Linked DNA regions of Mus musculus: all the other regions are linked to region 1. A link is a loop called in an ENCODE intact Hi-C map of the cell type or tissue named here. Cell type or tissue: left cerebral cortex. All regions are shown on one strand.

Region 1 (8,000 bases):
TTAACACCCTGAGGGCAGACAGGGTGTGGCACACTGGACTCCTTTGTTCTTCTCCAAGTGCCTCACTGAATGAATTCCCCCTTTCTTTATTCATTTACGTTTACTGTAACTTATGTCTTCAACTGGCTCCTTGAAGATGGGTGGTGCATGTTAGAGCTGACAGAGCACAGGCTCTGACCTTAATAACTCTGATACCAGCACTAACGTCCCTAAATACAAGTGTCTGAGTTTTCCAGTGAAATGTTATTAATATCCAGATGGAGAGCCTGATGCTTTCAGGTCCTGCCCGAGTCCATCTCTCTCATCCCTTTTCTGCAGAGTGACTCAGTGTTAACAGTATCTGGCATAGCTCATGTAGCTCCTCTGACTGGGGTGTCGGGTACAGGTAGGATGACGGAAACAGCATCATTTTATTCTTCTTTATTTCAAAACACCTTTCAAACCCATCTCAACCTTTACTCACCAAGGTTTGCAATCTCAACATCTGATTAACCTTCACTAGAATCTCTCTGGGGACTAGACAAATTCATGAAGCCTCTAGTTTGCCATATGAACATTAATGCTTTCATTTGGGAGTGATGGCTGTCTCTTGTGCACAAATCTTTCAGGGAACATACCTTGTCTTAGGAAAAAAAATATACCTAACCTGAATTTCCATGAACAAGCATGGGGAATAGAAAAACACTGTGAAGACCCGGGTGTGGTGGCGCACGCCTTTAGTCCCAGCACTTGGGAGGCAGAGGCAGGCAGATTTCTGAGTTCGAGGCCAGCCTAGTCTACAAAGTGAGTTCCAGGACAGCCAGGGCTATACAGAGAAACCCTGTCTCGGAAAAAACAAAAAAGAAAGAAAGAAAGAAAGAAAGAAAGAAAGAAAGAAAGAAAGAAAGAAAGAGAGAACGAAAGAGAGAAAGAAAGACAAAGATAAAGACAAACACTGTGACTTAAAGTATGTATCTCTGGTTTTATAAAGAAATATCTATGCCTACCAGTGTGGTGCAATGGGCTTTCTGAAGGATGACTTATTTCCTCATTCATGTAGTAGAGCATTCAGATAAGTTGACAGAAAAATCAACAATGATAAGTATTTTATATCATGACTTTGGCCCGGTAGCTATGACAACCAAGGAAGCAAAGCAACGCAGTGATAGGTAGGTCTATAGGAATGTCAATAGAGCTGTTAATAATCTGAACAGAAGTGAGGGGCTCACAGGGCTCTCATGTGGGAATCCAGGCCTTATTTCCCCTTGTCTTCTTCCCCAGCTACAAAATAACTTTGGAATGGTAGAGTATACATTAAGTGCAGGGTTAAGTGAGAATGGGACTCCAAGAATAGCTTCCATGAGGTCATCGGCCATGATGGAATGGAACTTCTCAATGGTGTCTGGTTGGTGTCACTCCAAGCCCTGTAGACAGCCCCTCACTTACATCCTGTGGGCTCACCAAGTCAACTCATCAGTTTGCCTAGCTGGGACTCCAGTGGAATCCTAATTCCGTGTGCTGTCTTTGCATTAGGAATGGACACCTGCTTGCTTACACCTCCCTAGTGAATATCGGTGACATGTGTGGCCATATGCAGATATTGTCAAGTTGAAAGCAAAGGCTTTGGTGACCGATTCAGCATGAAAAGAAGTCTAGGATTTCTCACCATATGCACTGAGTTGAAATGAACTTTATAACTGAAGATCGAGAGGCTGTCAGAAGGCACTGCTCGCTCAGATGTGTTCTTGGTGTAGTATATCTATTTCTACCTGGCTTTCCTGGCCGCCCTCTAAGAGGTAAATATGCAGAGAAGGTTATTTTTGCTGAATATTTACCACATTGCTCACACTGGGAGGATTGATACTTTATTTGAAAGGGAATCATCCCCCTCTCACAAGCTATCCATCTGTGAATACGATAAGTTGGAAAGATCAAAGCCAAATCTGTGCATGGATTTGCTGAGTCATACTCCTACTCAGCTGTCCCCTCACCTGTCCTCATTACCATGCTAAAGAGTTGCTATGTGGGCGGGGAAGTGGAGCTCCGAAAACTGACTACTGTGTGACACTACAGGAAGTGGAGGCCTTTCATGCCTCTGGAATTGTAAGCCCAAATAAACTCATTCTTCCGTGACTTGCTTTTGGTGAAAGTGCTTTCTCACGGCAACACAGAAAACCTACTAATACGCAAAACATAAGAAATAAATAAAACTATATCAGGGGATTGTTAGTAGAAGTCACAAGGAGCAAAAGGATGGGACTAAGAAGGCTGGTGACTGCTGGAAACGGGGACTTCCACAGGAGACTATCAGCAATCTGTATACATTATGTATGTAGATTATATGCATATATAAATGTAAACAGCATATACATATATACATGTATCTGTAAACATACGATGCACATATATATCTTATACATATAATCTTCATACATTAATGGCACACACAGGCCTTTGGTGTTGTCCATAAGACCCGTGGCTAGGGCCGCAGGCCTCCACTGTCTGCAGATCTCTCTGTCAAAACAAGGTGTCTCCTGTCAGCATACTTCCTGTTCCAGGCGCACAACAGGGCACCTGAGAGCTGGGGCTCTCACATACTGAGCAGGAGCAAACATGACTGTCTTCAGTGCTTGTCATTCTTCGCCAGGGTTTCGTGCTGCTGATAACATGCGAGTTAACAAGAGAAAACCCACAGAAGGCTATTGCCCCTGCAGCCCACCTCACATCAGTGAAAAGCTACTGTCTTGGAAAAATCACTCTCAATCTACTCACCAGCTTAAGATCGGTATGACAACACTATCCCAACAACAACAGCCATCATAAGTCCAAGAATGACAAGGCAAAAAAGGAGTTTCAGACTAGGGAGTAAAGCCAGCTGGATTCCACTGACACCTGCTGGTCTCACATCTGGACAGATGAACCGTTCTCTCCAGCCAACAAGGGAAGAGCTGCATCTGTTCGAAGGGATAGGTTAGAAAGGCCTTATATCTGTGGGGATCACCGCCTTCCCTCTCTGCTTGTTCGCTCGGCAGGGCATTTGAACCTGCTTGCCCCTCCCAGGCAGGGCACCACAGCATGCCACTCTAAACAGGCCTGGGAGCCAGACACACAGATGTTCGCTGGATCTGGTCAGGGGCCTCCGCACAGCTTGATCTCCCACACTGTGGGCAGGATCTGAGGAAGGGCTGATTTATGGCTTTGTTATAGGTGCTCCAGCTGAGACTGGTACCTTAGGGCTCCCTGCAGACGAGACTGTTAAATGAGACCGAGCAGGGAGTGGGTTTCCAGCTGTTTCTCTGCTTCTTTTGGAGGCTGAGAGCTTCTGTACGCAGAGTTACTGCGCCCTCTGCTGGGTTTCTCATGGAAGCTCCGAGGATTTCACACTTCTCTAGTGTCTCTTGACCCCTAAACAGTCTGGTTATCAGTATCCCCGTTTGCTTTATCCAACACCTAGCTAGATGGCTCATTTAGAAACACGGTCCATGAGTCAGAGAGTTCTTTCCCTACCTCAGGCAGTCTCACTTTCATGTGAGATGAACAACTTCATTCTGATGGCGGGTCAGCAGTTCTAAGTGGCTTTCTGTGTCATAGTCACAAAATACCCAAATCTTCAACCTCAAAAAAACTGGTTTCTGCGAGCTCCCTGGTTGGTGTGTGACTATGTCAGATTGGGCAAGGAAGAGCCAGGGAAACACAGCTGGTAGGAAACCTCTAATGAGGGGTCTGACCTCTTACAGAGGCGTGTTGGGGTGACTGAACCTGTAACTGCCTATGAATATGCATGTACCGTATGTGTATGTATGTGTGTGTATGTTTGTATTGCTATGTGTGTATGTATGCAAATGCTGTGTGTATGTGGTCTGTGTATCTATGTGTATGTGTGTGTATTGTGTATGTGTGTATACATGTTTGTATTGCAGTATGTGGGTGTGTATATGAATACAAATGCTGTGTGTGTACGTGCTCTGTGTGTATTGTGTATGTATGCATGTGTGCATGTGCTATGTGTGTGTATGCATGTGTGTATACATATACATGTGCGTGAATGTGCTGTATGTATGTATGTATGTATGTATGTATATGTTTTGGGGTGTGCCAGTCAGATTTGTGTTACTCTACAAAGTTATAGCTCTCTTCTTAATAAGTAGAGAGAGCTTTAATTATCTCTCTGTTTACCACATTCTAAAGCTGAGTGCCTGCACATGCTAACTAGATAGAGATAATGGGTAGCCAGGGTATCATGGCTGGAGTGTGTGGGCTAGAAGCAAATCCTCGAGCTAGGAAGTGGAGAACCATAGAGACTGGAGTTCAACTATTGCCTCGAGGGGCACACCTCCACCTCCATAGACCTCCCACTAGATCTGACTTCTCCAAAGACTCCAGAGCCACTTCATTCAGCCACACTGGAGGTCAAACCTGTAACCGGCGGTCGCCCTTGGCAGGGTATTCAGCCAACCAACAACCAAGTATACTTCCTTCAACTGAAGTCCTTAGTCAGCCTGTTTCCAAAACGCTATGGCATGATTTGAGCGTTACTTATAAGTAATCACAGTGTAGATTCGGCAGCTTAGAAGATGCTGTCCTGAAGAGAGATTTGAGGAGTACAGCAGGCAAGATGGTGCAGAGCCTCGGTAGGAGGAAGATGGCAGATGGCAGTATTTTTGATGGCACTCCTACTGTGTTCTAGAGGTGTCTGGGGAGGGCAGCTCGGTGCTACTTAGTAAAGAAAAGTGGAAGCCAGGGCTGGGGATTCAGGAAAGTACGATATAAAAAGGCTGCTCGCTAGGGAGTAGATATGTACAATTATATTGCTAAGGGGTAGATATTTACAACAATTATATTGTATTTGAAAAGTCAAGTACCTTGGAATTGAAGCAGTTTGATTTAATAGCTCCTGATATTACATTCACAGAGAATTTGTTTCAACCTGCAGATTATGTTCTGTCCACCTGCTTGGATTTTTGATGGCAATGGAGAAGTATAAAGGCACCATCTAGTGGCCAAATAACGAAGTATTTACAAACTGAACGATAGGCCTCTGCTTGGTGGCCTCTCATGGTGGCAGGATGCTCTGGAAACTTCAGGAGGTGGGAAACACCTGGAGGAAGTAGTTCATGTCTTCCTGTCCTGCCATCTGGTTCCAGGCCACCAGGCCCCAGTGTTGGGGGTCAAGTTACAGGAGACTGGACTTAGAAGCCTCTCTGAAGTTCTTCCGTTGGGTGAGTCTTAGGGACCAGAGAAACAGCTAATGCATAGTTTGAAACAATAACATTCTACAGGCCAAGGCAGAAAAATACTTCGGTGGAATCCATTGTTGTGTAACAGACAGAGGAAGCTTGTCTGTGGGACTCAGAGCTAGCTCCAGGAGAGAGAAGATTAAGTGAGAAAAGTGCCAGAAAGTATACAGATTCGCAGCTTGTTGGTGTGGAGATGTGAATCTGCTCAGCGTAATTTCTTATTCCTTATAGCTCATAGCATTTTCTAGGTACTAGATATTCAGAATTAAGATGTTGCACTTGTTCTGAAAAAAAATTAAGACGAAAACATTCCTTAAATACTTCTCAGAGAAGACAGCAATGCCTCCTCAATTTCCTATGTGAAATGTAATAAATAGGTTATAAAAGATTTCCTATGTGAAATGTAATAAATAGGTTATAAAAGGCGCTGCTTGTTCATGGGTTGTGAAGTTGTGACCCCATTTGATGTCAATTCTGTCTTACTCTAGAAGCATTTTGAATCCAGCCTGCTCGTGCCATTTCAGTGACATCGATCTCTGGCTTTTGCTTGTTTGCTGTCTTTGCTTTGTCTTGCTTGGGGCCACTTCCTTTCCATGCCACTCTCTTAGCTTCTGCTAACTCTTCTTCGTTGTCATTTCTTAGAACCCTTTGTGTCATGGTCATCTTTGTTTGAAAGTATAGATTTTGTGCAGCTCCTCTCTTCGGTTCGTACTAAATCAACAGAAAACCTTATGAAACCTTCATAATTTATTGGCTGGCGCTTCAGTTCCCCAAGCTCAACAAGACACTCTGACATAATTGGGCACAATAAATACTTTTCATTTGGACAACTTGTATAGTTATCAACGCTGACTGAAAAGTACGGGGACAAAGTCCAAATACTACATTATTGCCCCATGTGAGGACAAAAGTCAGGTACTCAGAATACAGAGAACTGTTTGAGGAGGCTGCAGCCTCTATTGAAACCACATTTGCTCCCAAATTATCCACCCCCCCCCCCCCCCCCGTAGTATGTACGATTTCAACACACATTTCCGTCCAGCACATTCATTACTCAGCTTTGTAAACTCCCACTCACTGGCAGATCTTGGTAGGTTTTGGCTTGTCTTCCTTATCTCCATCCACCTGTACTTTCCCCTAACACTGCAAAAAGAGTGCAGGCTACGCTGAGATACTTTCCGAGGCAAGCAAATCAGTACGGTGTGTCTTCAAGGGACCACTTCCTGGAAAATTGCTCCTCCTATACTCGGCCCATGTGGAAATTAGGAAGTGTGCACTTAACACCTGCAATGGTGCTTGTCCAAGCCAGTTTGGGAAAATGCAGAGAGAAGACTGACAAGGCCACTGGAGAGCTCAGTCAGTAATGATGCTTGCCAGGCAACCCCGAGGACTCAGATTTGATTCCCAGCATCTGTAGGAAATCGGAACAGCTGGCTTGTGACGTGGCTAAGAAGGTACAGACATTTGTCACCAAATCTGAACACCTAATGTCCATCCCTGGACCTTACATGATGGAAGGAGAGCATTGACTCCTGAAGATGGTCCACTGCCCTGCACACACACTATGACTTGCACATGCGCACGTGCACACCCAAAGAGAGAGTGGGAGGGAGAGAAGGAGGAAGGAGAGAGAGCGAGACAGAGACAGAGACAGAGACAGAGACAGAGACAGAGACAAAGACAGAGAGAGGTTTAAATTAAGCACCATGGCATGTCTTCTTAATTTCAGTTTGGGGAGGTAGAGACAGAATGGTCCCTGGACTTGCTAGATAGCTAGCTTAGCCCAAGTCTCCAATCCCAGTAAGACACTCTGTCTTTGAAAAGCTAGGGTAGATGGCACATGAGAAATAATGCAAGGTTGATCGCCCCCACCAGGTACCTGCACATACCTAAACATGAATGTGCACAGACAGACAGACACACACACACGCGCGCGCGCACACACACACACACACACACAAACAGACTTCTCAAAACCCATCACTGAATTGAGTCAGTCCTTTATACAGGAGGGGGATTCATATAGGCAGAGAAAAAAAAAGATTCTTATAAATGGACATTTTGAGCTCCTGTCTGCATTCCTTCTGGTTTTGATTTTGCACTTAACAACTCTTTATATGGTTTCCTCTGCCTTTCTACCTGATCTCTTGGGGCCAGCTAGGACAGAGGTGTTATCTGGGAAGGAAAGGGAGGTTAGGGAGCAGGATGTCTCTGGAAGAAGTAAATGATTGACAGTATATTCTTGAAGGACCATTCGTGTCCCCAATACATTCCTGTTTCCATTTGCTTCCTGCCTACCATGAACTGAGCAGACTCCTTCTCCACAGCCTCCTATGGATATATGGTTCTGCCTCACCTCAGGCTAAAGCAATGGGGCCAGCCAACCAGATCGTAGGCTGAAACCTGAGGAAAGGTGTGCAAAAGAAATTTTTCCTTTTGTGAACTACTTTAGGTATTTGTCACAGAGACTAAAAAGGCAGACAGCACCCTTACTTGATATTTTCCTTATATATCTGATGTGTTTTTATTTTTAAAATCTCCTTGCTGTATTTGTTTCCTTGAGTAGTAGCTGGATGCAGAAAACAACCAGTGGTTCTCCCAGATCAGGAATTCTGAAAATAATAGTTTTCTTTCTGGGTGTTCTTACGTACATCAAGGCCATTCAATTGGTTACAGTGGAAGAGTCAGTATCCCAGTGTCTTCATCAGAGACGTCAAGCTCATTTCTATGGAATAATCTTCCAGGGCCACAAAGTGATACCAGTTGAACTCTTTCAGACTGTTT
Region 2 (8,000 bases), 170 kb before region 1:
TGCTCACTTTGTAAATCTTTTCAAAACTAAAGCAGCTGGAGTGATGGCTCTGCGGTTAAGAGCACTGACTGCTCTTTCAGGGATCCTGAGTTCAAATCCCAGCAACCACACAGTGGCTCACAACCATCTGTAATGGGATCTGATGCCCTCTTCTTGTCTGAAGACAGCTACAGTGTACTAATACATAAAATAAAAATAAATCTGTAAAAACAAACCTAAAGCAGCTGGGGGGGGGGCGGGGGCGGGCGGGACATCTCTGAGTGAATTTCCAGCTCAGAACACAAGAACAATACCCTCATGGACCACTGACCACTTCATGCTTCGCTGAGAGAAAAGGACATAGAATGACGCCCTCCTGTCCTTGCTGGCAAGAACAATGGAGGTGAGGCTCTTGGGCCCCTAGTTCAGAAAGTACCATCCCCCCTCACTGTTAGCATTTCTTCTAGGCTCCGCCCCACAGTTACCTGGCAACAGCCAGGAGTGCCTGACTCACTATAAAAGGGACTGTTTTCTCCTCTCTCTCTCTCTCTCTCTCTCTCTCTCTCTCTCTCTCACACACACACACACACACACACACACACACACACACACACACCCCTTCTCTGTCCCTTCTCTCCCCATTCCCCTCCCCCACTCTCTCTCCACGTGTTCATGGTCTCCTCTGTCTCTTTCCCTCTCCCTTCCCCTCCCCCCCCCCTCCCTCTCCCTTTCTCTGTCTCTACCACCCCCTCAACTCCCCTCCTCATGACCTGAATAAACTCTATTCCATACTATATCTGACACTTGGCTGGTCCCTCAGCAGGAAGGAATGCCTCAGCAAGGGCCTGCGCCTCACCATACCAAAAATATCCCTGGCCTTTCTGTCTTTCTGGGTAGTGGTCGGGGTGGAAAGGGAACCGGTTCACTGGGGGTGCTCCACCAGTATTATCACTCACTTGTCTGAAATCTTTTACCTATGGTCAGCTCCATTATTGTGTCTCCTCCAGCACGACCACACACAGAGGCCCCTCTCTGGCTCTCCTGGAAAAAAAAAAAACAAAAACAAAAACAAAAAAACTTATTTTTCACAGTCATGGTTCCTGGGTTCCAAATGTTTTGACTTACTGAAGTTTCCCAGGCGTGCTCAGGAGACACTTGGAACGAAATTGCTCATGACATTCAGGTCCCGGTTCTAATTCAAGCTTTATGGCGGGCCCCTCTAGAAAAAATAGAACCTCTCCTAAGATCAAAGGGATTGGAGTTCCCCACACCCTCGGGGTTTAAGATGAGGTCTCAGCCCTGCTATAGATGGGCTAACTCATGGCTGAAATCTAATGTTTTCTTGAGGCAGAACTAAGTTTATCAAATCTGGACAAGTCTCTGTTGCTTTAGAGGTAGGCGAATTTCTATACATGTGGCACCAGGTGTGCTCTCTCCCTCTCCCTCTTTCTCTCCCTCTTTCTCTCCCTCTCCCCCTCCTCCCTCTCCCTCCCCCTCTCCTCCTCTCCCTCTCCCCCTCTCTCTCCCCCTCTCCCCTTCTTCCCCTCCCCCTCCCCCCTCTCTCCCCCTCTCCCTCTCCCCCTCCCCTCCCCTTCCCTCTCCCCCTCCTCCCTCTCCTCCCTCTCCTCCCTCCCTCTCCCTCCCCCCCCCCTGTGTGGTGTGTTCACACAGTGTGATGGTTTGTATATCCTTGGACCAGGGAGTGGCACCATCTGAAGGCGTGGCCTTGTTGGAATAGGTGTGAACTGGTTGGAATGGGTGTGTCACTGTGGGTGTGGGCTTAAGATCCTCACCCTAGTTGCCTGGAAGTCAGTCTTCCACTAGCAGCCTTTGGATGAAGACATAGAACTCTCAGCTCCTCCTGCGCCATGCTTGCCTGGATACTGCCAGGCTCCCACCTTGATGATAATGGACTGAACCTCTGAACCTGTAAGCCAGCCCCAATTAAATGTTGTTTTTTATAGACTTGTCTTGGTCATGGTGTCTGTTCACAGCAGTAAAACCCTAACTAAGACACACAGCAATATCCTTTATTTGAGCCCAGCAGGCAGTGTTCAGGTGTATAATGTATGATCATACATCTTCTCTTTCAGTGGTAGAAAAAAAAATCCCACAGAGGCTTTTAATGTATTCAGGACTTGTGTTCAGCAAGGTTTTGAGCAGCAGAGAACCCATTTATAGGGAAATTAATGATTCAGTTTCTCACCTGTAGTTGGAAGGAAAAAAAGAATGTATCTTTCTCTGTTAGCTACTGTGATAGACAAATGCTCTTGTCCTACCAGGAGACCTCATTCCTTTCCCAGCATGCCACTGGAGATCCAGCCCTCCTCTGAGATAAAGCACTTCTGGGTCTGCTTTGAGCTCAGGCATTCTTTCCAGGTCAGTCTCAGGAGTTGCATGGAGAGTGCAGGAGCTATGTCTTGTAGCAGTTCCCACAAAGATCACAAGTCCATCTTTAAGCTGTTCTTGTCCACTGCAGCTCTTACTGTAAACCATAACTGAAAAATCAGCTCTCTTGTGGGCCCCACTTTTCAGGCTTACTAGGTGTGTGTGTATGTGTGTGTGTGTGTGTGTGTGTGTGAGAGAGAGAGAGAGAGAGAGAGACAGAGAGACAGAGAGACAGAGAGACAGAGAGAGAGACAGCCAAGGCACATGTGTCAGAGAACAACCTTGGGCCTTGGGTGTGAGTCCTTGCCTTCTGCCTTGTTTGAGGCAGTCTTTATTGGTCCGTGTTGGAAACACCGGGCTTTGGACTTATAACTGTTCCTCTCTGCTCCCCATCGGGACACAGAGGCATGTCTGTGTGGGATCTGGAGATAAGAACTCAGGACTTTCAAAAAGGGGCTGGGATGGGAGGAACTGGGACAAGTAAAGGGAACAAAAACCATAATCAGGATGTATTAGATGAGAAAAAAAATTGATTTTTAATGAAATGTGGGAAAGGAACTTAGGTCTCAAACTTAGCAAGTTGAGCCATTGGGCCGTCTTGTTAGCCCAGTTTTGGTTTTTTTAAAAATATACAATTTACAAGGACTTCAGAGAGAAAATGGAGGAAAAAGCTTTGTGTATTTACCCCCAAATTGAGCCTTTTTGATTTTGAGTAGTGGTACCAGGAACTAAACCCAGGGCTTTAGGTATGCTAAACATATACTATACACCAGTGACACCCTCTAATTCTCAATTTCCAGTTTTAATTATTTCTAATTATGAGCCCTAGTCATCTTGCCATTATTTTTACCCACACTCACTCAAAAATGTTACACTCGTTACATTGCATTACAATGCTTCATTGTTACATCATATATTCACATACATATATCATGTCATATATCAACAATATACATCATGTCATATATCATATATATCATATCATATATTGTATTGCTATACCATATATCATCTCCTGTTTTATATAGTTTATGTTATGTTTTTCTTATTATAGGTGTCAAACATTTCTGTGGCCAATACCGGTCTATTGAGAAACACAGTCACTTAGAAATGAGGTTTGGAGCTGTGGACTCAGGGGGACTCAAGTTCAAAACCTGTTTTCACTCATGACTGATTGCATACCTCTGCACGTTACTTCACTGGCCAGTGTTGCAGGGTTTCAGCCAACATATGGCCCTCACAGTGTCAAACCCTGTCAGATTAACATCGTGTAAGACTGCCCATTTGAAAAAGCTCTCCCAGGGCTGTGCAGAGAGCCCTAGGTCAGTTGATGACCTAAGCTCATGGGTCTTTTCTATGCTCACGATGATGGGGTTCGGTCCCACTCTCCCTCTCATGCTCACTTAGTGAGGGGGCCCTTCCTTACCTCAAGTTTAGAGACTCACTTACCCACATTCCCTTAAACATATCTTCCTGTCCATCACCGATTTCCCTCATTGCTAATTTAAAACATTAACCTTCTTAATTCTGTGCTTTATTCTCGGTTTAGATGAAATCTCGCACATCCCAGGTTTGTCCTGAACAGCGGAGGATGACCTTGAACCTCTGATCCTTTGCCTTCCCTCCTGGGTGCTGGGGTTACGTGACTGAGGTGCCACATCCAGTTTATACAGCACTAGAAATGGAGTCTAAGATTTTGCAAATGCTGCACAGGAGCCCTAACGACAGAGCCACACGCTCAGGCCCCTCAATTCTGCATTGCATTTCTTCTTGAAATTATTGATGAACACAACCATTTTACTTAATATGATTTGTTGAGACAGGATTTTATACAGCAACACTGATTGACCACACAGCTCAAGATGCCCCCAAACTGGTGTTGATTCTCCTGCCTCAGCCTCCAGAGCTACGACACATTGTTTAATTTTAATACAGATTTTAATATTGTCATGTCATGCTTTTCTGGTATTCATCTTCTTAAAATGTATTTTCTTCATTTTTCTTCACTCTTTCAAAGGGACTTTGGAAATGCTTAGGAATTGGACAGCCATAAAATATATGGAGAGCATGAAAATTTAAGTGTTCAATATGAGAACATCATATGTTTTGTGTAAGTCTCCTTCCCCATGTTGAAGAAAGTTTTGGGGTTTTGTTCCATTCTGTACAGAGCTGGCTAATGCACTTCCCAGAAATCTTACACTGTGGTTCTACGTCTGCTTCTATTATCTCAAGTTTCTGTTTTCACTGATAGTTTCAAAAGAACATATACACCTGTCATCTGCAAATATTTACATTTTGTTTCGTTTAATTGCCAGAAACACCCAGAACAGACATTAAATCGTGCTATGCCAGACGGAAAGGGTGTGATTTAATATCATTATTACTTTATTTTTACACATCATTGACTATTAAAGTTGATGAGTTAGATTCTATTTTCATCTTCATTTTCCGGATAAGACATCCAGGGCATCTAGTCCTGGTTAGGATTCAAGTTCGTGAATCGAGGCCTTCCAGGGTGCAAGTTTCCCTCCACTTGATGCCTCCACGTGTCTCACCGAGTCTCGCCACACGGGGGCGCAACGTGCACGCACTGTGGGACCTCCGAGTCCAAGTTGCTGGGCAGTGGACAGCAGGTGTCAGCAGGCGGCAGTGGCCAAGTGCAGAGAGGGTGTCCTACCACCGGGAGGGGCTGGAGTGGGCAGGACAGCCGCGAAGCAATCATAAGGATGCAAAGTAGACGCGGGAGGGCCATAAAAAGTGGCGGAGAGGGCTCGAGCAGAGCTGAGCAGTTGAGGGCTCCGGGGCGACAGGACAATGGCCCTGGCTGTGCTGCGGTGAGGCACCCAGGGGACCATGAAGGGCAATGTCAGCGAGCTGCTCAATGCCACTCAGCAGGCTCCAGGCGGCGGGGAGGGAGGGAGACCACGACCGTCCTGGCTGGCCTCTACACTGGCCTTCATCCTCATCTTTACCATCGTGGTGGACATTCTGGGCAACCTGCTGGTCATCCTGTCTGTGTACCGCAACAAGAAGCTCAGGAACTCAGGTAGGGGCTCCGGGCACCTTTCCCAGCGCTAGCCCCATTGCGGGACACTGAGAAAACTTCAGAAAGTCCGTTTCTGAGAAATGAGACTTTGGATAATTTTCTCTCCTTTCTCTTGACCCTGTCCCTCTATAAGATGCCTTGACAAAGATCATCCAGGAGTCTTCAGTTCTTAGAGATGTAAAACTCTGTTCCCTCCCACAGCATCTCTTTACTCATCTAGATCAACGAACTCATCATCAGTTGTTTGGATTTGCATAAAATCCATTTCCCCCAACTTCGCAAAAATAGGAGAAGATGCAGAAGCCGCCAAAAACAACAGAGCTACTGCTTGGCTTTTGTTATCAGGTGTGGTTTTCAGCTAACAGCACCAAATTGCAAGGTAGTCTGGGAAGATGCTAAGAATGCTGAGGAAGCACCTTTGTTCCTCAAGTCAAATCTGCATTTTAGAAGATGAAAACTGTAGCGAGAAATGCATTTGCATAGAATATAGGACTAGAGTTAATTCTGTGTTTGAGTTACAGTTGGGGTTCCCTGGAGCAATGAGCTGACCTAGTTACCCTGCGTAAGAGCGTAAGAGCGGGTTGGTCGGTTCTCCCTAAGCTTTTTTATGCCTTCAAACAGCGTCAAGGTTGCTTGGATTTCTGTTCCTGGTTTGGAAGTAAACTTTTGGTAGAAGGGTAGAGGGGAATCCATTTGCTTAAATAAATGGCCCCAAATGATATTTTTGTCCTAAACCAGGTAGCTGGTGAAAACTCAAATTCAGGCAGCATGTGGCTCACCTTTGGCCTAGCTTCTGCAACGCTTCGGGCTGTGCAAAGTACAAGAATTAGTTTGAAAATATCTGATAATGTGAATTCAGTTTGGCTTAGAAAACGGGATGACTTCCTTTCACGGATGATCGGCCTAAACTAGAATCCAGTCTTCAGAATTCAATAGCTTGGTGGTTGTTGTTTGTGGAGCATTGGCAAAGCCCTAGGCTTGGTCTCCACCACTGTAATAAATGAATAGTTGGGATAAGCGAATAGTTGGGGGAGCACACCCCTTCTGAGAGCTAGGAGTCTCCACAAGCTGCACTGGGACCCTGAGCACCCATACAGAAAGTCCTTGAGTGAGCCCAAGGGTCGGGCATCAGACTCATTCACTTTACAGAGAAGGGTGTAGTGAGGCTCAGTAGTGGGAGGCTCTAATTCTTGGGGTTCCTGCCTGGAGCTCACCTACCTTGCTCCATTGGTCTCTATAACCTTTACTTGAGAAGTCTGAATCCTATGAGACATTTCCTATAAAAGGTGTTCACGATTCTGGTGGCTTGGGAAAAGTACCCCAACTGTCCTACTATTTTGAACATTATTGTCTAAGCAACTTCTTGAGTCCATATACTGCATTCCTCTCACTGTACAGAAGACCCTTGGTGAGTTTTAATTTGCAAAGCTTTAGAGCATCATATTTATATAACTAGACTACTGGCTCAAACACACCATCATTGAGTTCAAACCATTTGAGGCTCTTTTTTTTTTTTTTTTTTTTTTTTAAGAATAAATAGTGATTTGGACCATAGCTAGAGCTAGCTGATTCAAGCATACTGTTAGATGCCTATTAAAAGTTTCAGAGGTGCCAAGTGCACACATTGAATCTCAGTGCTTGGGAATAGAAGGCAGCTGGGTCTCTATGAGTCTGAAGCCAGCCTGGTCTACAGATTGAGTTCCAGGCAAACTAAATAAATGTTTTAATGATTGCGCAATTTGTATATTTGTTCAATTTATCTTGTTGGTTTTAAAAACGGGAAGATGAAAAAAATATCAACCTGGACGGACGACTCGGTGACTGTCCTTACAGAGGTCCCAGGTTCAGTTCCCAGCATTCAGATGGCAGCTCACATCCATTGGTAACTCCAAGTCCCAGAGATCCTACAAACTCTCCTGACATCCACGGGTACCAGGCATGCGCGTGGTACACATACCCACATGGAGGCAAACACTCATACATATAAAAACAAAAACATCCTCTTTTTGAAAAGGGGAAAGTTGAGAAACAGAGAGGAAAAAGATAAGGTTAGCACATCTGAGTTCCAAAGCAGTTCTTTCCTTCGGAAGTCTGGTACCATGGCAGAATTATTTCTGCCCTCTTCCTTTTCTCAAGAGACTACATTTGCCTTTGATGTCTTCAGGAAGAAATCTCTGATATTTTATCACCGGTGGGGCCGGTCAATCATAACAGGCACTGCCTTCAAGCAACCAAGCAGATGTGAAAGGTTGACAGACTGTCTGCTCTGCTCCCGTGCAAATTTTGCTAACGAGAAATGGTGCATCTAAAGTGGGTATAAGATTCTCACTGTATACATACCAATCCAGGAAATCAGTTGTGATCCACCCTCACTTTCCACATCTGTCAGACAGGGATAACACCTACATCCTTGCCCCCCACAAAGCTTTGTCGTAATTGTTGCAAGTATCAAATGAAATGATGAAAACGAAAATATTTTGAAAAAGATGGAGAAAGTAATACTAAATAGGCATTTGAACATTATTATTGTTATTGTTATTATTATTATTATCTTTCTTTTGGCTTGCTAAAAAGCAGAGCTGCATTT
Region 3 (8,000 bases), 300 kb before region 1:
CTCTGAATTGGGGAAGGAGGAGGAGCATCAACAGCTCTACAGGCTGGGCAGTTGTGTGGCTTAAGGTTCCTCTTGAAGGGTGTACGCAGACCCTAGAGGAGAGCTGGATTTGAATGCAAAAATAAAATAACTAACGTCTGGGGTCATGGTGAGATACTTCCTGCCAGCCCCAGAAGTGTGGGTGCAAGAAGGGGTAAAGGGGATGTGACAGAGCTGAGCACAGTGCAGAGGGGTGGAGAGAGTGGGGTGCGGGAGAAGGTGAGATGCGGGTGGGATGCAGGGGAGGGTGGGGTGCTGGGAGTTAGTCAGGCTCTTGAGAATGCTATCTTGTTTAAAATTATTATTTTCCCTGTGCTCTGTTCTAAGCAAAGATATAAAAACAGCAATAAGGCCGTGTTACTATATCTTATTCCCATAAACACACCTCATCTATTAGGACTTGAATCTTACATAATCTCACTTAGCAAGTTGTTGGTACTTGAGAACTACCTGGGGAATGATTGAGTCCTTTCATGATTCTGCACTCCCATACTTTAGAAGTGACTCAGTACTGGAGTGGGAACTTGAAATGTAATGCTTGATGTAGCCTTAGAAAAAGAAAAAAAAAAGATATATAGCAAGGTATTTCTAGTAGTATTCTCTGTTGTGGTTAAGATGCTTTTAAATTCATTTTGACTTGAACAGCTACTAACCAGATGTGGGTAGTCAACGTATGATACATAGTTGGAAAGATTAAGGAATTGAATGTTAATTTACTTTTATTTAAACCAAAATAGCCAATGGCTAGTCCAGGTCCAGTCTCATTGCTCAGGTCAAAGGGTTTTGTTCAAATTATCCTGTCCTCAACTTTTAAAAACGTGCCTTTTTTTTTAAAGACCGAATACTATCAATAAAAAGTAAACTCCTCTGTGTTCTTTTAAAACTGGAATACCTTGGTTTGCCTAAGCAACTCTAAAGACTAGTTTATCAAACCAAATTGACTTGTGCACGCAGCAGTGCCTCAGGAGAGTTTGCATCATTTTGAGCACTTGTGTATGTGGTCAATGTCTAACATCAAGTGTGGACCTAAAAGCAGGGCTGAGCATGCGCAGTTACCATAGTGAGGGATAGAAGTGACTAGGCACTGACAGGCTTGCTTGATGAAACAGTCTCTCGGATTCCCTCCTCCCCAGCTGCCCCTGGATGCTCAGTGGTCTCTAAGTTTATCCCTCCCCCCCCACCTCCCCACCCCCGCAGCCAGCCCACCTCCCTTATAAAAAATTTCAGATCGCAAAGGAAAATCAGGGGCCTGGGCGAACACGCGATAAGAAGTACCCTTTACATACATGCTAGACATTTTCTAAGATGGTCAGTAAAAAACATATCTGCACGAATGGATGCTATCCGTGTGGCAAACAGATGAGACCCAGGGAGGCTTGCTTGTAACGTACAAGTTTTACCTTTCACAACAGATATTGGTCCCATACTACCTCAGATGAGGGAGTTCACTGCAGCTTGGAGCAGTTCTCAAGTCTATGCACACACCCACAACATTCGGTCTCTTCCTCTTTTCTTACCGTTTGAGCCCCCTAGCTTTGTTTGCTCTTAACCTCTACACAGACCAATATATTTACGCAAACAGATGAAAACATGTTGATAGAACCTGCCTCCAGTCCCATCCCCTTCTCTCCTAGGTTCCTTCAAATCTAATAATAATCTTTTGGGGCAGTGTCAATTTACATAAATGGCTCCTTTATTTTCTCATGCTGTTCAGGAGATGCATTTTGGTATTTTAGTGGCATTAAAAAAATATCCCATAGTAGATATTTTCCCAGAGCCTGGACGCTTATATAAAAGCGACATGTCCATTTATAAATTAAGCTTCAACGGGGTTTGCATTTTTGTAAATTTATGTTGTTTCAAGGTGTAGGCAATTGATTTGTGTATTAGCCATTATCACTACAGATTACTTGTAAGACACGTTAAAAAAAACTAGCTCCGCCCCTGTCGCTTCCCCCTACCTCTCGAAATCTATGATTCAGACTAGGTCTAAAGACAGAGGAGCATTTGGAAAGGATTTGGAGATTAAAAATACGATTTTCAACACAAAGACCACAGCAGCGTTGGACAACGAGAACTATTTAAAATTTTAAATAGTTTAAAAATTTAAAACATCACATCTCCAGAAGTTGGAGGACGACAAAGTCCGAGTCGTCCAGTAAGCTTGCAGAGACTGATCGCGGTTCTGCCCTGCAAAAACCCGGGCGGGCGACACAGACTCGTTGCGAGGAGTTTCAGCTGCAGAAGAGGAAGAGCATCACCTGCAGTCCGAGGCGTGGGAAACGCTGCCGGACCCGGTATTTCCGAAGCCCGGGAGGCGAGCGCCACGGGGGGCCCTGGCTGGCTGATTCCGTGGTGAGTGCGAAGAAGCCAGCACTCGGCGGAGCCCCAAGACTCCGCGGGGAGGAAAGGGACGGACATTTCTTCCTGGGACGGCTGCGGCCACGGAGATCACTGCAACGGGGAAGCTGGAGGCAGCCTGGGCGTCCTTAGCTGCAACTGGCTGGGAGGCCGAATGAAGTCGGAGAACCCGGTCAGCTCCGGGGAGTCGGGGGCGAGGCGGGGCTCTGACGTCACCTCCCCTCCCCCCAGCCGCTCCTAGAGGGAGGAGTAGGGAAAAGAAGCAGAGAGATCCGCCGCAGTTGCCAGCCGTAACTCCTCAACTCGGCAGCTGGCTGCCTGGACATGTCCTGACAAACTTGGCTTCCCCTCGGCGCTCTCCCCAGACCTCGTGCGCTCTCTCTCCACCTCTTTTGGTGCTCAAACTTTCCCCGGGTCGAGAGCCACAGAGAAGGCGCCCACCTGAGTCCCGCCAGCACTGGAGGAGGATCGCGCTCTGCTTGGGGATATGCTGAAGATCCAAGGGAGGCAAAGTTGGTACTTCGAGCCCGGATCCTAACAAATATCCAAACGGCGTGGGAATTACCCAACTGCCGGGGACTAGAAGGGAGAGCACCGAGGACCGGGCTACTGTGGTGAGTTCTTTGTTCATTGCATGCCTGGTAGAATTGAAGTTTTAATTGTAAATGAAATAACGTGGGGGTGTTTCACAGTAAGCGAGTGGGGAAATCATGTGTATCCTACAAGGTCTGCGCTCAAGGAACTGGACTGCCCGCGGCCTTCACGGGGCGCGGGAATGAAAGGCAAGCATGCGCAGCTTTTGGAATTCACAAAATACACACAGAGCGCTGTTCAAAAGAACTTGAGAAGTGAAGCCGTTTGTGCATTATTTTCAGTGTAACTTGTTATAGAAATGGTGCCCTGGGAGGGCGCGTTGGGGACTGAGTGATCTGCAGTGGCGCAGCGCCCTCTAGTCCGAGCATTGGGCAAGGCGCGCTCCCAGCTCTCAGCTCAGTGTAGACCTCGAACTTGGACCTGCCGGGTACTCTTAACGACGTGGACCAGACAGAGCTTGATCGCTTCCACCCTAGCCTTCATTTACGCCGAACGACACTTAATGCATTTTAGAAAACCAGCTTGGGTGGACCGAGTGCAGAGGCAGTGCTGGAGGAGCGGGTTTTTTGGGGGAGGTTGGGGGGGAAAGTCCTTCCACCTAATTTCAATGAGGCTCTGGGGACAGGGTCAAAGAAGATCGACTATTTAAAGGATGTTCGCGGAACTTGAACTACACCTCTCTTCATGTGATTCTCTCGTAGCCAAAAAGGTATCTCTCCATTTCGTTCCGTTGGTGGCTAAAGGATTAGGAAGATGTGGCAACACAGGAGACTGCATTTTTGGCTTTCGGCAGTTCCTGTAGCGACCAAGTGCAACTTCTAGTAAGCCTGGATATTTAGGATTCTTAATTAGATATTTTAGTCCTAGTAAGCATTAATATATCAATGAATGTTTTTTTAACAAGAATTTTTTTGTACCATTTAGAAAATCCAGTGATGATTTAATGTTATTGAACGATGTGTATTTATACTTTTTATTGTTCTTTCCCTCTCCTAGCAGCGGTACCCTAGGCCCTCTTACATCCCCTCCCCCAACGGCTTGCTTGCGTGTGTGTGTGTGTGTGTGTGTGTGTCTATGTTTTGTTGAGCGTTAAAATTCCGGGGAGGGGAGGGGGGGATCGCAAACTGGTTGAGCTTGGAGATCAGGTCTCTCACTTTCGCAGCGTTCACTGACCGGTAACTCTGCGAGCACTTTGAGCAATTTGTAAGCCGGGGCCAGATGAGTCTTTGGGTTTTGCCTTTTCTGGGTGTTGTGAATATATGTGTTCTAAATACCGAGCGGGGAATTCAGAGGTACGAATCAGCACACTCATTCTGCAGGCACTACTTTTCCTTCCCAAGCGTAACCTGCTAGACACCATTATTATTATTTTTTCAGCCACCTCGCTTTAAGATGGCTTAAGAAGTGACGTTAACTTTGAGCCAAAGAAATACACTCTGGCCCCCGTCTGCGGTGCAATTCCCTCTGCAGCTGCCTCCACCCGCTCCTAGGGAAATCTGATCTCTTCGTCCTCGCAGCGTTAAAATGTTCGAGCCCCACAAACTTTCCGAGGTCAAGTCCTTCCTTTTCTCTGAGCTTCCTTTCCCAAAACGTGGCTGGCTTCGGCTGAGTCTCCTTTGCTCTTCAGCCGGTACCTGGAGCTCTGCAGGCGCCGGGGATAGACTTGCAGCACTAGGATGCGCTGGCTGGACGCTCGGGCGCCAGAGGGAGTTCTGCAAGTGGGGAGCCTGCTTGCTGGGGATCTCTCTTTCTCACCGGAGCTGCGGGGCCAGGCTCACAGAGCCTTGGGGCAGAATTAAACGCTGAGAATGCTCACAGGGAGGCTCAGCACCCTTTGTCCCGCAGACCCCGGGATTGAGAGGGTGCGGCGTGGGGGTCGTCTGTCTCGGAGACTGGCGTTGGGGCTCACCGCGGCGATCCGAGAGAGTCTGAGGTCCAAGTGAGTCTGAATTAACAGGTCGCGGGAAAACTTATGCATTTCTTCTGGCCTAATGTGGATTTCAGGAGGAAGTAAATTCCGACCTAACTGCATTCCTTTCCAGACCCTCTGTAGTTTTTCACCCCAGAGGCTGCAGCCTGGGAGAGAGGCATTCAAATGCGGATTCGGGGATTTCCTGGAGGTTGGGGGAAAAAAAAGTCTAAAGGAATGCTGGGGTTGGGGGCCGGGCGGGGCGTTGTTTCTTAGGTCCTAGGCGACTTCTCCTCACTTTCTGTCGGTTTTTTTTTTGGGGGGGGGGAGACCAAATGTTTCCCCTATCTTAGCAGGGAACATTCAGTGAAATTCCTCCCAGCAGCAGCAGCAGCTCGATATTCTAACACAGTCCCCAAACTGTCCCTCTCCGTCTGGCAAGCTCCTCGAAAGGCGCTCGCCTCGCTCTGGGTCGGACGCCTGTCTGGGTAGCCCCCGGGGCGGGCAGGCGGGCGGGCGGGCGCTTCTGCCCGGGGGCGGGGCGGCCTCGGGCTGCGCGCACTGAGTCGAGGAGTCTCGGCGCTGGCGAAACGAGAGCCGGCGCTGGCAGGCGTGGCCGCGGGCGGAGGGATACACACGGCGGGGAGCTAGAGCGCGCGGGCCGAGCTGGACGCGGCGGGGCTGGACGGACGGCGGCGCCATGCGGACGTGCGGGTCCAGTGCGGCTCCCGGCACAGCGGGCTCTGGCCGCCGGGCGCGCTGAGCACCCGGGCTGTGCGCCCGACCGCACCGTCGCTAACTTTGGAGCCAACTTTGCAGTAAGTTTGCTGAGGGCGGCGTTGAGGCTGGGGCCGAGGGTGAATGCCGGCTCTCCCTCCCACGCTCCTCCGGCTGCACCGTGGCCGAGGCTGGTGCCGGTCTCCTTGCCCACTAGCAGAGTTGAGTGGCGGCTCTAGGGTGCGGAGGCGGAGGGGTGGAGGGACCGGCGGGACGTGGAGGGAATGGTGATTGCAGAGTTGGCGTTGGACGCTGCGGTTCCCCGGCCAGCATGCTACTTCCCGCAGCGCCAGGCTGTCTGACCCGGGAAACCGGACTGCGGGCTCCGGGTTCGACTCCTGTCCATCTCGGCTTTGGAGCGGTTTCTAGATAGAGATGAAAGCAGAGCCGATCGCTTGAGCGTGGGATCTTTGAAATGGAGTCGCTGAGTTTTCTTAGATGTTCTGTGCTCGGAGGAGTGCAGCGCCGAGATTTAATGCGGCTCCTTTGCAAGACTAAGCCTCCGGGGTAGTTGTGCGGCCAGGCAGTTGCCTGTCTGTTTTCTGGAAGATAAACTTATGAGATCTTTATTAAAAGAGAGGGTCTGTTTCACAGTCCTCTCTCTATGGTTCCTTTTAGGAAGCTAACTTTCGGTTGTCTTGGAAGAATCCCACCCCCCACTGATGGGAATTGCAGGGCCTTGGAAACAAGGAGACAATTGTGTGCTATAGCAAAGTAAATTCGCAAATATTTTCTATGTAGTTAATTTTTTTTCATGTGCCTGAACTATAGTTTCATTAGCTGGCTTTTGTTAAGCAACTCCCGAGTGCTGGTAGAGATTTTTTTTTCTTTTTTCTCTTTCTTTCTTTCTTTTTTTTTTTTTTTTTAACAAGCTGAGAATTTACTTAGACTACATTAGAATCAGAAAAGATTTAAAAGGCACATAACTTACCTTTGCAGAAGCTAACTTGTGATGCTTTGTATTTTTGATATTTAATACTTTAGGAGCATATTTTCATGTGCTAATGCTAAGAGCTATTGATGTTTTTTCACATCAGTCGTAGCTGTGTGACCAAACCACACAGTTGTTGCCTCTACTCCACAACTGTATTGGTTCATTCTGGGTTATTTGGCTTTGCATCTCGGAAATCATTGCTCTTATCTATTAGAACTCTTCCTCTCTCCTTGTTAAATTATATAGAGATATACAGGTATTTAAAACAAGATTTTTTTTTAAATGATACAACTCTTAGTTGTGGCTGAAGTAGTATTTTACAAGCTTAGTGTAAGTTTTGTTTAAAAGTTTGCCCATTTCTTGAAAAAAATAACATCTTAAATAAGCCAGCCCCCCCCCCTTTTTGAACCCCCACTGTGAAAGGAAGTAAGGCTGTTAGAGGCCTTCATAAAGTCCTTTGGGCCACCTGTGAGTTCATTTTTGTGGGTAAGTAGTCACTCCATGTGTCTTTATTGGTTTCACATTGTGTGTGAGTAAATGGATCAGTTAACTTCATAGCAAAGATGTGTGTTCAGAGTAATAAGGGTCTCCTTTTAACTTCTCCTTTGTAGGGTACATCTTCGGCTTCAGCTCTTGGGCGTCTTTGGAGAAGGCCTTTCTTTCTAGGTTAGAAGTGGAAGAGATCTTAGGGCATTGATTCTCTTAGGCTACTTGTTTCCCACCTAGGTCTGGCTGGTTTTATACATATACTCAACAAACCAAATCACATTGGCACATTCTAGCATCAAATGCTGTCTAGATGCCTGAAGGACCTTAGCTCATAGAGGAAGAGGAAGGACTGCATTCTAGTCTTCGTGGTTGGGGATTTACAGTAGGAAAGTTCTTTTTTTTTTGAGCAGATTGTGTGGCAGGTGAAAGTTGTTCAATTACGACATGTCTGTTTGACTGGGCAAGGTGGCACTTGCCTTTAATCCCAGCACTCAGCAGGCAGAGGCAGATGGGTTTCTGAGTTCGAGGCCAGCCTGGTCTACAAAGTGAGTTCCAGGACAGCCAGGGCTATACAGAGAAACCCTGTCTTGAAAAACAAAACAACAACAACAACAACAAAAAGACATGTCTGTTTGTCCTTAGACCGCAGAAAGGTGCTTTCAAACCAGATGGTATACACCACTTAAGATCAGAAAGTGGCTCGTACTCCTCTGAGAAGAAACAGTTCTATACTTAAAACCTTTAGAAACTTGTATATTGACTATTTTCAAAGATTTTTTAAAAAAAAACAACCTTTTATTATTATTATTTTTAATGTGTCTGGCTGTTTTGCCTGTTTGTATGTCATGTGCCATGTGTGTGCCTGGTGCCCTCAGAAGCCAGAAGAGATCTTCTGGA

What was found. Peaks named below come from ENCODE experiments on the same cell type or tissue, not always from the same donor. Only the 100,000 strongest peaks of a DNase experiment are listed, where the experiment ranks them.
Region 2: a loop joins it to region 1, with 9 times the contacts of the local background. A loop is called at or near these places in 29 of 42 quality-filtered maps.
Region 3: it touches region 1 in a loop (5-fold over the local background); 10 of 42 quality-filtered maps call a loop at or near these places.

Annotation. Positions count from the first base shown.
Region 1 is chr8:45,233,459-45,241,458 of GRCm38, forward strand. It overlaps F11 (coagulation factor XI), which reads right to left. Exons shown (of 15, transcript NM_028066.2): 15 at 7,710-8,000. The coding sequence ends at 7,990. The region is part of intron 3 of Gm30504 (a long non-coding RNA gene); the gene reads left to right. Among named protein-coding and RNA genes, the nearest start is that of F11, 25 kb to the right of the region's middle. In left cerebral cortex, CTCF peaks have their summits at 3,329 (motif pointing left) and 4,972 (motif pointing left); DNase peaks (open chromatin) are centred at 1,991, 3,281, 4,474 and 4,981.
Region 2 is chr8:45,063,990-45,071,989 of GRCm38, forward strand. It overlaps Mtnr1a (melatonin receptor 1A), which reads left to right and starts at 5,118. Exons shown (of 2, transcript NM_008639.3): 1 at 5,118-5,413. The coding sequence starts at 5,221. AY512931 (cDNA sequence AY512931) reads right to left here and starts at 1,429. Exons shown (of 5, transcript NR_033588.1): 1 at 1,105-1,429; 2 at 936-1,020. In left cerebral cortex, a CTCF peak has its summit at 4,947 (motif pointing right); a DNase peak (open chromatin) is centred at 4,945; H3K4me3 peaks cover 358 bases.
Region 3 is chr8:44,932,608-44,940,607 of GRCm38, forward strand. It overlaps a transcript of Fat1 not described here. Among named protein-coding and RNA genes, the nearest start is that of Fat1, 14 kb to the right of the region's middle. In left cerebral cortex, CTCF peaks have their summits at 2,340, 3,342, 4,692 and 5,605; DNase peaks (open chromatin) are centred at 2,345, 2,578, 3,337, 4,653 and 2 more places; H3K4me3 peaks cover 4,995 bases; H3K27ac peaks cover 2,228 bases.